Linked DNA regions of Homo sapiens: all the other regions are linked to region 1. The links are chromatin contacts, found by Hi-C or POLR2A ChIA-PET in ENCODE. All regions are on one chromosome and are shown on one strand. The core of a region is the stretch at or near the end of the contact, and the rest is flanking DNA. Distances in the headings are between cores, read along the strand shown.

Region 1 (3,275 bases), core at 135-2,634:
AATCACCTAATTATGAAGAAAGACAGGAAGGAAGGAAGAGAGGAGTCTAAAAACAAACAGTAAACAATCAACAAAATGGCTCTAGTAAGCCTTACTTGTCAATAATAAAAATGGATGTAAATTGTCTCAGTTCTCAGTTAAAAGACATAGAATGGCTGAATAAAGAATCATGCTGCCTTAAAGAAACCCACTTCACTTATAAAGCCATACATAGACTGAAAGTGAAGGGATGGCAAAATATATTCCATGCAACTAGAAACCAGAAAAGTACAGGTGTAGTTATAAACAGATTACAAATCAGACGGGAAAAAAAAAACAAAAAACAAAGACAGTAACTACATGATAATGAAGGGGTCAGTTTAGCAAGATTTAGTCATTATACTTACCAAAACCTGAGCTCTCAAGCATGTAAAGCAAACATTAACAGACCTAAAGGCAAAACTAGCATGCAACACAGCAATAGTAGGAGACTTTAACACCCCATTCTCTGTAATGGAAAGATTATCCAGGAAGAAAATCAACACAGAAACATCAGAGTTAAAGTACACACTAGATATGAAGGGCCTAACTGACATATACAGAAAGTTTCACATAATTGCTGTAGAATAGACATTCTTTTTATTAGCACAAAAAATGTCTCCCTTAATTCTATGATAGGCTACCAAACAAGCCTGTACAAATTCAAAAACACAAGTATCATATGAAGTATATTTTCTGACCACAATGAAATAAAACAAAAAATAAATTAAAAGAAGAATCTGGAAAACAGACATGAACACATGGAAATTAAACATACTGCTAAATGACAAACATGTCAATGAAGTTATTAAGAAGAAAATTTAAAAATTTTGTGAGACAAATGAAAATGGAAGTACAGCATACCAACATCTATGGAAGATGGCCAAAAAAACTGTAAGAAGAAAGTTTCTTGTAACAAACATCTGTATCAAAAAAGTTGAAAGACTTCAAATAACCTAATCCTATACATCAAAGAACTAAAAAAGCAGGAACAAACCAAACCCAAAGCTAATAGAAAGAAAGAAATTATAAAGACCAGAACACAGTTAAATAAATTTGAGGCTAAAATAAACACAATACAAAAGATCTATGAAACAAAAAGTTGTTTTTTTGTGAAGATGATGGAGAAGAAAAGAGAAAATCAGTTAAGTAAACAATTAAGGCTGGTCCTCAAAAATGCTGCCTTCCTGAAAACTCACAACTACAGGAAAAATAGAGCAGCTTGGGGAAAAACTCAGACTGCAGAAGCTGCCTGCCTAAAAAAAAAATCACAGCTACAGTGCACCTGCACAGATAAGCCACAGATAAGCAGGCAAGGCATGCAATGTCCAGCATAGAAACCCTTTGCTCTTTGTATGATTAGTAAGCTCCCAGGAAAAAGTGTCCTCCCCTTTTCAGACATGTACACAGTGGGCTCCATGGGAATTTGCAAAGAGAGGAGGGGGGTGTACCTAAAACAAACCCATCATTATACAAACGCAAGAAACAGCACTTTGTGCTTTCCTGGAGACATATCCACAATGACAGAGAATAACTGGGAGATATGCAGGCGGTTTTATAGATAAGAAAAGTTACTCAGTTACAGAGATGAAACTATGCAGGCAGTTTTATAGATAAGAAAAGTTACTCAGTTACAGAGATGAAAGCAGTTCCTCATAAGAGCTTTTGAATACAACCGTAACACAGCAACCATCAGGGAACCCTCTCCACTGCCGAGAGCTTTGTTTTTTTGTTATTAAATTTTTGCTCCAACCTCACCCTTTGTAACCACGCTTCTTAATTTTTTTGGTCCTGAGATCACAAGCTCTGATAACACCTTAGACAACCAGACCAGTGACCCTGACTTGTTTCAAAGATCAATGATGTTAACAAACCTTTAGCTAAGTTAAGCAAGAAAAACATAGACAAGATGCAAATAAAAACCATCAGAAATGGAAAAAGAAGAGACATAAAAACTGAGACCAAAATAATACAAAACTATTAGAATTGTTATGATAAATTAATAGTAAACCTAGAAGAAATATATGAATTTCTGGACTCAAAACTTACTAAGATTGAACTATAAAGCGGTTGAAAACATCAAACAAATAATAATGGGCAAGGGATTGAAGCTGTTATTGAAGTAATAAAATGTCTTTCATCAAAATAAAAAGGTTCAGAAACTTATGATCCCACTTTTGAATTATACCCAACATGTAACAGCTTGATACCAATCTGACTCAACCTTTTCAAAAAAAAAAAAGAAAAGAAAAAGAGAAATAAAAAAAAAAGGGAATAATTCAAACTCATTCTATGAGGATAATGTTACTCTTACACAAAAACAAAGCATGGGCATAACAAAACAATAAAACTACAAGCCAGTATCACTGATGAGTATTGATATGGTTTGGCTCTGTGTCCCCACCCAAATATCATCTTGAATTGTACTCCCATAATTTCCATGTGTTGTGTGAGGGACCCTATGGGAGTTAATTTGAATCACGGGGACTGTTTCTTCCATACTGTTCTCATTATAGTGAATGAGTCTCATGAGATCTGATGGTTTTATCTGGGGTTTCCACTTTTGCATCTTCCACATTTTCTGTTGCTGCTACCATGTAAGAAGTGCCATTCACCTCCTGCTCTGATTCTGAGGCCTCCCCAGCCATGAGGAACTTTAAGTCTAATTAAGCCTCCTTTTCTTTCTTTTCTTTTTTTTTTTTTTTTGAGACAGAGTCTCGCTCTGTCCCCCAGGTTGGAGTGCAGTGGCGCGATCACGGCTCACTGCAAACTCTGCCCCCCGGGTTCATGGCATTCTCCTGCCTCAGCCTCCCGAGTAGCTGGGACTACAGGTGCCCACCAAGGCGTCTGGCTAATTTTTTGTATTTTGAGTAGAGATGGGGTTTCACCGTGTTAGCCAGGATGGTTTCAATCTCCTGACCTCATGATCTGCACGTCTTGGCCTCCCAAAGTGCTGGGATTACAGGTGTGAGTCACCACGCCTGGCCAAGCCTCTTTTTCTTCACAGTATCTGGTTTGTCTTTATCAACAGTGTGAAAACAGAAAAATAGAGTAAATTGGTACTAGTAGGGTGGGGCATTGCTGAAAAGATACCCAAAAATGTAGAAGCGACTTTGGAACTGGGTAATAGGCAAAGATTGGAACAGTTTGGAGGGCTCAGAAGAAGACAGAAAAATGAGAGAAAGTTTGGAATTTCATAGAGACTTGTTGAATGACTTTGACAAAAGTATTGGAAATGGTATGGACAATGAAATCCA
Region 2 (3,098 bases), core at 322-2,821, 130 kb before region 1:
ACATTTGTTCTCATATTGCTGTAAAGAACTACCGGAGACTGGGTAATTTATGACGAAAAGAGGTTTAAATTACTCACAGTTCCCTAGGCTGTATAGGTACCCTGTCTGAGGAGGCCTCAGGAAATTTATAATTATGAGAAAGTGAAGGGAAGTCAACATGACCTACCTGATTGGAGCAGGAGGAAGGTGGGGGAAGCTGCTACGCACTTTTAAACAACCACATCTTCTGAAAGCTCCATGGCAACACAGCACTAGGGGGTGTTCCTAAACCATTAGACGTGGAATGCCCTCACACTTCTCCATTTTACACAAATGCTTTCAAATGGAAGACCCATGAAACCAAAAAATTGTTCCAAAGCAGTTTTTCTCATTGTCTTTCCTCATTCTTAAATTCTTTCACACTTCTTTTCTTAAAAGGAGGAACCGAGCTGTAGCCTAGGCTTTTTTGTGTGGTGCATCAATGTGTGCTGATTGTAAGTGAGACTCCACATGTTTTAACGTTGAGTTGTTTCTGCCTTGTTACATGTGTTAGTGAATCTTTAAAATCCTTGTTCTTCAGTGCCGTAAAGAAATAGCACTGGAACATAAATTTAATTTCTTCAGCGAGGCCAATTTTTTTTTTTACTTTATGCAGAAAGGGTGCACACATCAGCAGTTTTGCCATGAGAGTACACCAAATAAAGGAGACGGTCATTTATAACTTGACATGTCAAGCTTACTGCTGTGTCCGGGGTTTCTATTGGAAGGAACAGGACATCACATTGTGTATTTGTCCTGATTGGCTAGCAACTTAGAACTTTTTAAAAGAGGCAAAGGCAGAGGAGAACAAAGGAAGGCAGAAGTAACTTGTGGTATACTGAGAAAGGTAAAAACACCTTCAAATAAGGAAGAGGAACAGGCTATGACCTAATGCTTGCTTAGACCAGTGTAAGCATGCCAGGGCAAATATTTACACTAAATTGTGGGAGCTGAGAACATAAAATACATTGATTTCTTTATTATGGTTAGCAGATATTTAAGAATGTTAGCACAGGTCTTTGAATAAATTTTGCTTGTAAGAGAAGTTACTACTTATTCTTAATTAGATGGAGGGGAAGTCTTTGAAGAGGAATCTCTACTTTACTTTTTACACCGAAGCAGCCTAGGGTCACTGGAGCAGTCTTGTTGTTTGAGGTATTACCAGGAGTTCTTGAGAGGGTTGTCATTCATTTCACAGTTGAATCCAAAGACTTTTATAAAAAAAAAAAAAAAAAAAAAAAAAAAAAGCTAATAGGGCAGAGTGTTTCATTCACATAAGGCACGAAAAACAGGTTAGGACTGGATGTCTTATTTGCATACATACAAATTCTTGTTAGCTCCACCTCTTCTCTCTAGTGTGCATGCAGGTCCTTAGCCTGAGTTACTGCATATTGTTTTATTTTGCTTATTGCGTATGTGTCACTGCAGACGTGTCTGGTTCTGTGTAAGTTTCCTTATCTATACAGCTACAGGTCTGTCTTAGGCAAGCACCCTGTGCAAGTTCCTTTACCTGAGTGTGTCCAGAAAGAAAAGGAATGTGCTCACCAAAGGCCACCGTGTGTAGGCGGAGCTCACTGGTTGCACAGAAGACAAGGGCTTTGGACTTTGCTTCCTTATCTGTGCTTGCAGCTTGATTTCTTCCACATTGTCATTTTTTGGGGAGGACTTCTACCAAGAACCTGTCCTAACTATCTGCCTAACTGGTTACTTATTCTTTCTTCTCTCATTAGTTTCTCTCTCCAGACATCTATCACCTCCATGAGGGCTCAAAACACCGAGTGATCAGCTCTTTATGCGTTTGCTAGATGAGCTTTTTAAAACTCATTTTACCTAATGTCATTATCAGCCTTCTGCTTATTAAGACAGAAACCACAACCATGTCTTTTCTCCTGTACATTTTTTCCTACCTCAGATATTATCAGTAAATACAAATTTTAAATTAATTTCTTGCAGTTACTATTAACAATTTGTGTTTCATTCCATTAGGTTGGCATGTCTCAGTAACTAATATACAATTTTATCATTTTCCCTGCTTTTAAACTCTTACCTTTACATACCACTCTATGTTGAGATGCAAGAATTTCTTGCTAAAGAAAGGCTTGATCTTGTGACTGTCTTTTAAAACTTGAGTGAAGAATTATTTGCCAATAAATTATCATTCAAACTCATAATTGTTTATTTAAAACTAAGTTCCCCTGTTTCAAACTAACTTTCTTCTGTAATGTCCTGCCCTGACCTTTCTCTGTGATCACTACTCACTGGAATGATTTTCAAATATTCTATACTTTCAAATATTTTCAAATATTCTATATTCTATGTGTAGACATATACATATAGTGTGTGTGTGCATGTGTGTATACTGGAAATAAACATTTTTTAAAAGTATAGGAAATAGTGACCTGAACTGATCATATGCTGGGCAAAAACTCAAAACTCAATTAGTTTGTTGAGATTCAAAATCATAAAAAGTATGTGGTCTAGCTATACTAGAAATAAATTAGAAATCATACAAAGAATGATAACTAAAAAATTCTCTAAACTTTGGAAATTAAAAATACATTTTTAAAAAATTCAGTCAACAAAATATTGTAATTATACATGCACATTTATCTCAGCAACTCTTCTCCCAATTATATATCTAACAGAAATTAATATGTAAAACTAATGACATACATATAGATAAATATATTTATACCAGAATAACTAATAATGTCCAAAAATGTAAACAACCCAGGTGTCCATCAGTTATAAAATAAAGAAATACTCTGTGGTATTTGTCAATCAACAGAATACTATACAGCAATGTAATTAACCAATAACTGCTATACAAAAAAAGACACAAGTATATATTATATAATTCAATTATATAAACAAGTAATGTTAATTTATTAAATTAGAATTCAGGTTAATACTTAAATTGAGAATGAAAACAGTGACTAAAATGGTCCAAAAGGAGAGAGTTCCTCTAGGCAGGTTTTAATAACCCAGAACCTAAGAAGTAGGTGTCTTTATTTCAGGATAATATTTAACATAATCTTAAAATTTTGAGTTACTCACTAGTGTGTGTATATTTATCTTAT
Region 3 (3,045 bases), core at 94-2,593, 160 kb after region 1:
GGTTGAGTTGACAGGCAGTGGAGGATACATAGGGGTGTAAGGTGGCTTGATGGGTTTACAGGCTTCAGGAGAGGGCAGTGAGGAAGGAGACTGAGTACAGGCAATGCTAGAGTTTTCCTGAGGAGAGGACGGTGTAGAAAAAGAAGTGGGTACTTTTGGAGGTGATGCCGGCTGGGAAGATGGTGGCTGGGAAGATGGTGACTGCGAAGACAATGAGAAAGCTTGGGGAGTTATAGAAGATGGTTGAGACGTGGGGGTAGGGGCTGGGAGGGGTGGACAGCAGTCTGCTGGATCCAACAAGGAAAAAGAGGTAGGGTCAGGAGGAGAAAGGTTATGAGGGCGGTGAGAATGAAGGATTTGAACAGGTAAGCAAGAATTGCAGAAGTCAGGTTGTGATCTGAGTGCAAAAAGGCCTGGAACAAGGAATTTCTCCCCATTTTTCCAGTCATCGGCAATAATTGCTTTAACCAGTTAAAATTGTAAAGTCAAGTGTTTCATTTGCTGGCCATTTGGACCCGTTATCTAATTCATACTGCGGCCAGGTTTTATTGTATAAAAAAGACAAGGCGCTTAGGGTGGGTATCTTGCCTGAGGCCTAAGGTTTGCAGATTTTTTATGAGGCAGTCTGGAGGGCTGTTTTTTGGAATGGAGGATGGGGAGTTTTCCATATCAAAGGGTAGGCTCTGGAGAACAGGGAAAAAGAAGACTGTCCTGGACAGCTGGAGGAAGACAATAAAAGGAGCTATTATCACCTCTGCCTTTTTGGTTCCTGGAACGGAATCAAATGGCTTAGAGGCGTCCCCCTAAGACCAGATGATCAGGGAGTGCCTGGCACATACTGGAGCCTTCTTGGATCAGTGTTGGATTTTGGGACAGGAGAAACCAAGAGAGGTCATGCAGATTTTCCCCTGTTAACTGGGCTCCCAGGGAAGCCTAACAGTAGGCGAGATCAGTGACCAATGTGCATGTGAAGGAAGAGAAAGACCTTCTCATATTATTTTATATTGTTTTTCACTCAGTACATGTTTAAGAAAAAACAACAAGGAAGTAAAACCAAAGACAGGCAGCCCAAACGCCAGGACTGAAACTATGCCTGGGCCTGCCTGGCCTAAACTTAGTAGTTAAAACTCAACTCATAACTTAGAAACCAATGTTATTCATAGATTCCAGACATGTATAGAAGAACATTGTGAAACTCCCTGCCCTGTTCTGTTTCTCTCTGACCACCAGTGCATGCAGCCCCTGTCACATACCCACTGCTTGCTCAAATCAATCACGACCCTTTCATGTGAAATCTTTAGTGTAGTGAGCCCTTAAAAAGGACAGAAATTGTGCACTCGGGGAGCTCAGATTTTAAGGCAGTATCTTGCCAATGTTCCCAGCTGAATAAAGCCCTTCCTTCTACAACTCGATGTCTGAGAGGTTTTGTCTGTGGCTCGTCCTGCTACATTTCTTGGCTCCCTGACCCAGAAGCAAGGTGACTGACGGAAGGCTGAGGCAGCCCCTTAGGTGGCTTAAGCCTGCCCTGTGGAGCATCCCTGTGGGGTACTCCGGGCAGCCTGAGTGATGAGATCCAAAGAGCGCTCCTGGGTAGGAAATTGCCCCAGTGGAACACCTCACCAGATCAACACGTAGCAGGCCCCCGTGGAGGATTAACACAGTGGCTGAACACCGGGAAGGAACTGGCACTTGGAGTCTGGACATCTGGAACTTGGTAAGACTAGTCTTTTGAACTTGTCCCACTCCACCTGAGTAGAAGCATGGCCTGGTCACCCACGGTGTGCCTGTGTTGGCACCTTTGTTCTGGTTTTGACTTGGCTAGACTTGGTAGGACTAGTCTTTTGAACTTGCCCCACTCCACCTGAATGGAAGTGTAGCATAGCCTGATCACCCACGGTGTGCCTGTATTGGCACTTTTGATCTGGTTTTGACTTGACTTGAATTGCTGGATACTTTGGTTTTGGTTTTTGACCTGGCTTGGATTTCTGGATACTCTGATTTTGGTTTTGATTTTGGTTTGGTGTAAACTGAAATGTTTGTGTGTGCCCTTTTACCCGTTCTTTGTTTTGTGGTGTGTGTGTGCTGTGAGCATGGTGTTTTGTCTCAAAAAAACATAGATCAGGCACAAAGTAAGCCCACTGCACTGGGAACTATGATAATGAATTTCAAGAAAGGATTTAATAGAGACTATGGAGTCACTATGACTCCAGGAAAACTTAGAACTTTGTGTGAAATAGATTGGCCAGCATTAGAGGTAGGTTAGCCATCAGAAGGAAGCCTAGATAGGTCTTTTTAGTTTCTAAGGTATGGCACAAGGTAACCTGTAAGCCAAGGCACCCAGACCAGGTTCTGTACATAGACAGTTACAGCTGGTTTTAGACCCCTTCCCCCCACCCCCCCTCACAATAGTTAAGAGAACAGCAGCATAAGCAGCTGGCAGAGGCAAGGAAAGACCAGCAGAGAAAAAAAAAAAAAAGGCCATCTATACCAATTCTAAGTAAATTTAGACTAAACAAGGTCTTATTAATAGCAAAGGATAATTGAAATTTCAAACTTACAAGGTTTTCAACAAAAGCGAAGTTTGCTAAAAGTTGACAGTGTAACACATATTATGGTAACTTCTAATCTTGTGGCCTTAGACAGTCTAGTCCAAAGACATAAAGAAAGTTCACTTTTTAAAAAAAAGGAATGGTTATCTTCAAAAAAAAAAGGGGGGGGAGGAGGTAAAATTTATGTAAAAAGAGTGTTATATGGTAAATTCTTGTCCTGAAATAAATTAACTTGTTGTTTAAAGAGAAGAAAAAAATGTTTGTAATAAGTCAGAAAGTTGAGACATGTTGAAAAATTGTTGGCGAAAGTCGTGAAAAAAAGTTATAAAAAATTTTATGCAAAAAATGTTGCATAATTTAAAAGTAATAAGGCCTCCTGAGTGCTATTGAAGAAACAGTTTATGTGCAGGTGTATAAAAAAGTAAAATATAACTTTAATGAGAAGATTATAAGGAGGCATAAGAATGTGGATTTTTACCTACATTAAAAAGTCAAA
Region 4 (3,063 bases), core at 315-2,814, 170 kb before region 1:
TGCTCATAGCATTCTTTTCAATAGTGTTTGCTGTGTTATTGCTCTTTTGTGATGGAGCAAATTCTTTCTTCATAGGAAATGGACATTTTCCCAGAGCTCTGGAGAAAATAGCATTGCAGTGTTTTGTCTGGGATCGATGGTTGATAACATTACAGAAGAAAAGGCTGATGTGATTGCATCAGCCCTTGCCCAGATCCCACAAAATATTAAATACAGTGCCATAATGTTGGAAAACTAAGAGTCTTAAATTCTATAAAGAGTTAAAGGGTGAAAATTTTCTCCCTGAAAAGTTAACATTTAGGATAATTTAATTTACTGAGATTGAGGCAGGAAATTAAAGAAAGAAAGAAAAATAAAATTAAAAAGAGAAATAGGCTTTCCTGTATTAGGCTAACTAGTCCCAGAGGCAGCAATGGGTGCAGCCCAGACCCAGGGAAATTCTTAATACTATCTAAAAAGCCAGGACACACACCAAAGAAATGTGGTCTGGTGACTCTCTCAGCACTCCTTCAACATAGGGAGAAGAAAAACAAATTTTCCTCTGTTTTATGGTATGACTTTACAGATTCTTGTTCTCTGTAACTAGTAACCTCAAGATTTCTGCTTTATCTAAAAAGCACAGCAAAGGTCCTGAGAAGTCTGAGTACGCCTGAACTACAGCTGTCTGGGCACCATAGTGAAGGTTATAAGATAAACCAGTGCAAGGCTCTTTTGAGCAAAACCTAGATAACAGTCATCTAGGTTGCATAGCAATAGTCATGTGTAATCCTGGGTTATGAACCTGTCACAATTTTATTAATTGTTCTCCTTCTGTATCCCTGCTTTCGTGCCACCGTAAGCCTGCACCAAGTTAGCCCACCCCTTTTTTAAAGTGTGTATAAAAGTCAAGTGCTGTCTTTGTTGGGGGCCCCATCTTTGGATGGTAAGTCCGTTGGGTCTGAGTGTACTCAATAAAGATATCCTCCTCTATATACCCCAAGGTCTCTCTCGGGTCCTCCTGATCCGCTACACACCTGGTGACCCACATGGGACTGAGAGACTGCAGCTTGGCTGGCTTCTTTGCCTGTGGGCGGTCTGGGGCCTCGGCTGTGGGAGACCCTTAACTTCAGGACCCATCAAGGGAACTTAAGCCCAGAGAAAGGAGCTGTTCTCCCGCGTCCCCGGTGCCCCTCCCCTGACAGCACAAGGGAACCCGGAGGGGTTGCAGGACGGTTCCAGGAATGGCGCCCTTTCTTCAGAACCATGGTAAAGTTTTGGGGCCCAAGGCAGGACCTATCCCATAAGGACAGAAGGGGAGCCTGATCACCTCCCAGGGAGTGACAACTAATCCAACACAGAGAGGCTGGGGGACGGTGAGAGTGGCTCACAAATTTGGATGAAACTCACACCCCAACCAACACAGGACGCGAGAGTGGCTCGCTAAGTTAGTTCAGAAGGAAACTGGATGCAGTGAGAGCGGTTCACTGCCCCAACCAGGATAGGGAACTGGGAGCGGGGAAGTGTGTGAGTGCGTGTGAAAGAGACAGTTCTGGGAGGAACCAACGGGAATGACATGTGTGGAGCTGCTGATCTCTTAGTGTAGGCTGTACGCTCCGAGCAAAATGTAGGACCAACCGGGTCCAATCGGTCTAAAACAAAAGGAAAGGTGAATGTGCTGCATCATAACTGGGAGGAAATGGGAGGAAAATCGTGGAAACCCACCCCATTGGAATGTATGTTAAAGAACTTTAAGAAAGGCTTTGCAGGGGTTGAGGGAGTCAAGTTAACCCCTCAGATGCTGAGAGCTCTCTGTGAATTAGAATAGCCCTTTTTTGGTGTTGGCTGGCCTGCCAAATGTGCTACAGATAGGGAGAAAATTGGCCGTGTGTTTAAGGTGGTGACCTGAGTTGGAGGACAGTCAGATAATTCAGACCAAATTTCCTTATATTAACTCATGGCTGAATGCAGCCCTGTTTAGCAGCTTATTGAAGAATGCTCACAGCTCAAGCCAAGAGAAATCAATTGTGCTGCCAGCTACAAAGACAAAGTGAAAGCTTCGCCTGTAAACAGAGTTAAAGGGAAAGTCACAGGAGCTTGTAGCGTGAGCAAACAGAGACAAAAAGAAAGCCACAGGAAAAACCAGTTTTTCAAGAACCACTGGAGGGAAAAGAGACCCCTCCTCCATATGTTCCAATCTACCCCCGCTTTCCCCAGGTTAACTGCCTCTGAGGAGTCAAGCTCAAATGGATACATGCCCCCAGTCTCTCTTGAGAGGGAAAAATCTGAGCCCTCACTCCAGGAAGTTAAGGTGAAATGCTAGGAAAAACAGGCAAGCCACCTCCAGTCAGGTTGTGTTAGGGCTATGCAAATGCCTCTCCTGGAAACTAGAGGACCCCCACTAGAACCCAAAGGAATGAGGCAGCCCAACTATAGCAGCTGCCAAGATACCAAGAGGCACTCCTGCAAAATTTAAGGGAAGGCGGGAGACAGGCAATCAATATAGGAAAAATCTCAGAGGGGCATCAGGGTGCAGATGAAAGCCCCAGCCATTTTTATAAAAGACTTGGTGAGGCCAGTGCATGATGAACATGGCATTTGTAGAGCAGGCCCAGGGGGATATCCAGTGAAAATTGCAGAAAATGGAAGGTTTTAAAGGGATGAATGCTACTCAGCTTATTGAAGTGGCCACGAAGGTGTACATTAACCAAGATCAGGAGGCAAAGAGGGAGGCTAATAGAAGGCTTGAGAAAAAGGCTGATTTGCTGGCAGCATCCCTCATGGATGTGGGTATGGACATGGGCATGGAAGAGGCCAGTCTGGACAGGGATTTGAGGGCCAGCCGAGGCTGGAAAGAGATCAGTGTGAGCGGTGCAAAAGAAAAGGACACTGGAAGGATGAGTGTCCAGAGAATAATAACAAGGAGGACAGTCAGGGCATTCAGACCAAATTTCCTTATGTTAACTCATGGCTGAATGCAGCCCTGTTTAGCAGCTTATTGCAGGATACTCGCAGGTCGAGCTGAGAGAAATCACCTGTGCTGGCAGCTGCAAAGACAAAGTGAAAGCTTCGCCTGTAAACACAGAG

What was found. A loop is a pair of places that touch in the nucleus more often than their neighbours do. ChIA-PET counts read pairs that join two places held with the same protein, here RNA polymerase II (POLR2A). Pooled maps may share reads with other maps.
Region 2: a loop to region 1 is called in a map of Caco-2, with 10 times the contacts of the local background. The contact joins two enhancer-like sites. A Hi-C loop is called at or near these places in 4 of 168 maps with a recorded cell type or tissue (Caco-2, Calu3, HepG2 and 1 more) and 2 of 50 pooled maps. POLR2A ChIA-PET finds 5 or more read pairs at or near these places in 3 of 52 experiments (Caco-2, HepG2 and PC-3).
Region 3: a loop to region 1 is called in a map with no recorded cell type, with 9 times the contacts of the local background. The contact joins the promoter of UGT2B17 here to the enhancer-like site in region 1. A Hi-C loop is called at or near these places in 25 of 37 single-sample maps with no recorded cell type and 4 of 50 pooled maps.
Region 4: a loop to region 1 is called in a map of Caco-2, with 6 times the contacts of the local background. The contact joins two enhancer-like sites. A Hi-C loop is called at or near these places in 3 of 168 maps with a recorded cell type or tissue (Caco-2, Calu3 and PC-3), 3 of 37 single-sample maps with no recorded cell type and 3 of 50 pooled maps. POLR2A ChIA-PET finds 5 or more read pairs at or near these places in 2 of 52 experiments (CD4-positive, alpha-beta T cell and Caco-2).

Annotation. Positions count from the first base shown.
Region 1 is chr4:68,731,425-68,734,699 of GRCh38, reverse strand. No RefSeq gene overlaps it. Among named protein-coding and RNA genes, the nearest start is that of UGT2B15, 62 kb to the right of the region's middle. Within about 2 kb of position 1,384, at least 3 of the 41 ENCODE cell types and tissues checked have a DNase peak (open chromatin) inside an H3K27ac peak, as active enhancers do.
Region 2 is chr4:68,863,089-68,866,186 of GRCh38, reverse strand. It overlaps the pseudogene LOC101930041. Among named protein-coding and RNA genes, the nearest start is that of UGT2B10, 49 kb to the right of the region's middle. Within about 2 kb of position 1,571, at least 6 of the 41 ENCODE cell types and tissues checked have a DNase peak (open chromatin) inside an H3K27ac peak, as active enhancers do.
Region 3 is chr4:68,574,620-68,577,664 of GRCh38, reverse strand. UGT2B17 (UDP glucuronosyltransferase family 2 member B17) reads left to right here and starts at 1,343. Exons shown (of 7, transcript NM_001077.4): 1 at 1,343-1,714.
Region 4 is chr4:68,905,057-68,908,119 of GRCh38, reverse strand. It overlaps the pseudogene LOC101930041. Among named protein-coding and RNA genes, the nearest start is that of UGT2A3, 45 kb to the left of the region's middle. RefSeq lists enhancers at 702-1,592, 1,593-2,484. Within about 2 kb of position 1,564, at least 7 of the 41 ENCODE cell types and tissues checked have a DNase peak (open chromatin) inside an H3K27ac peak, as active enhancers do.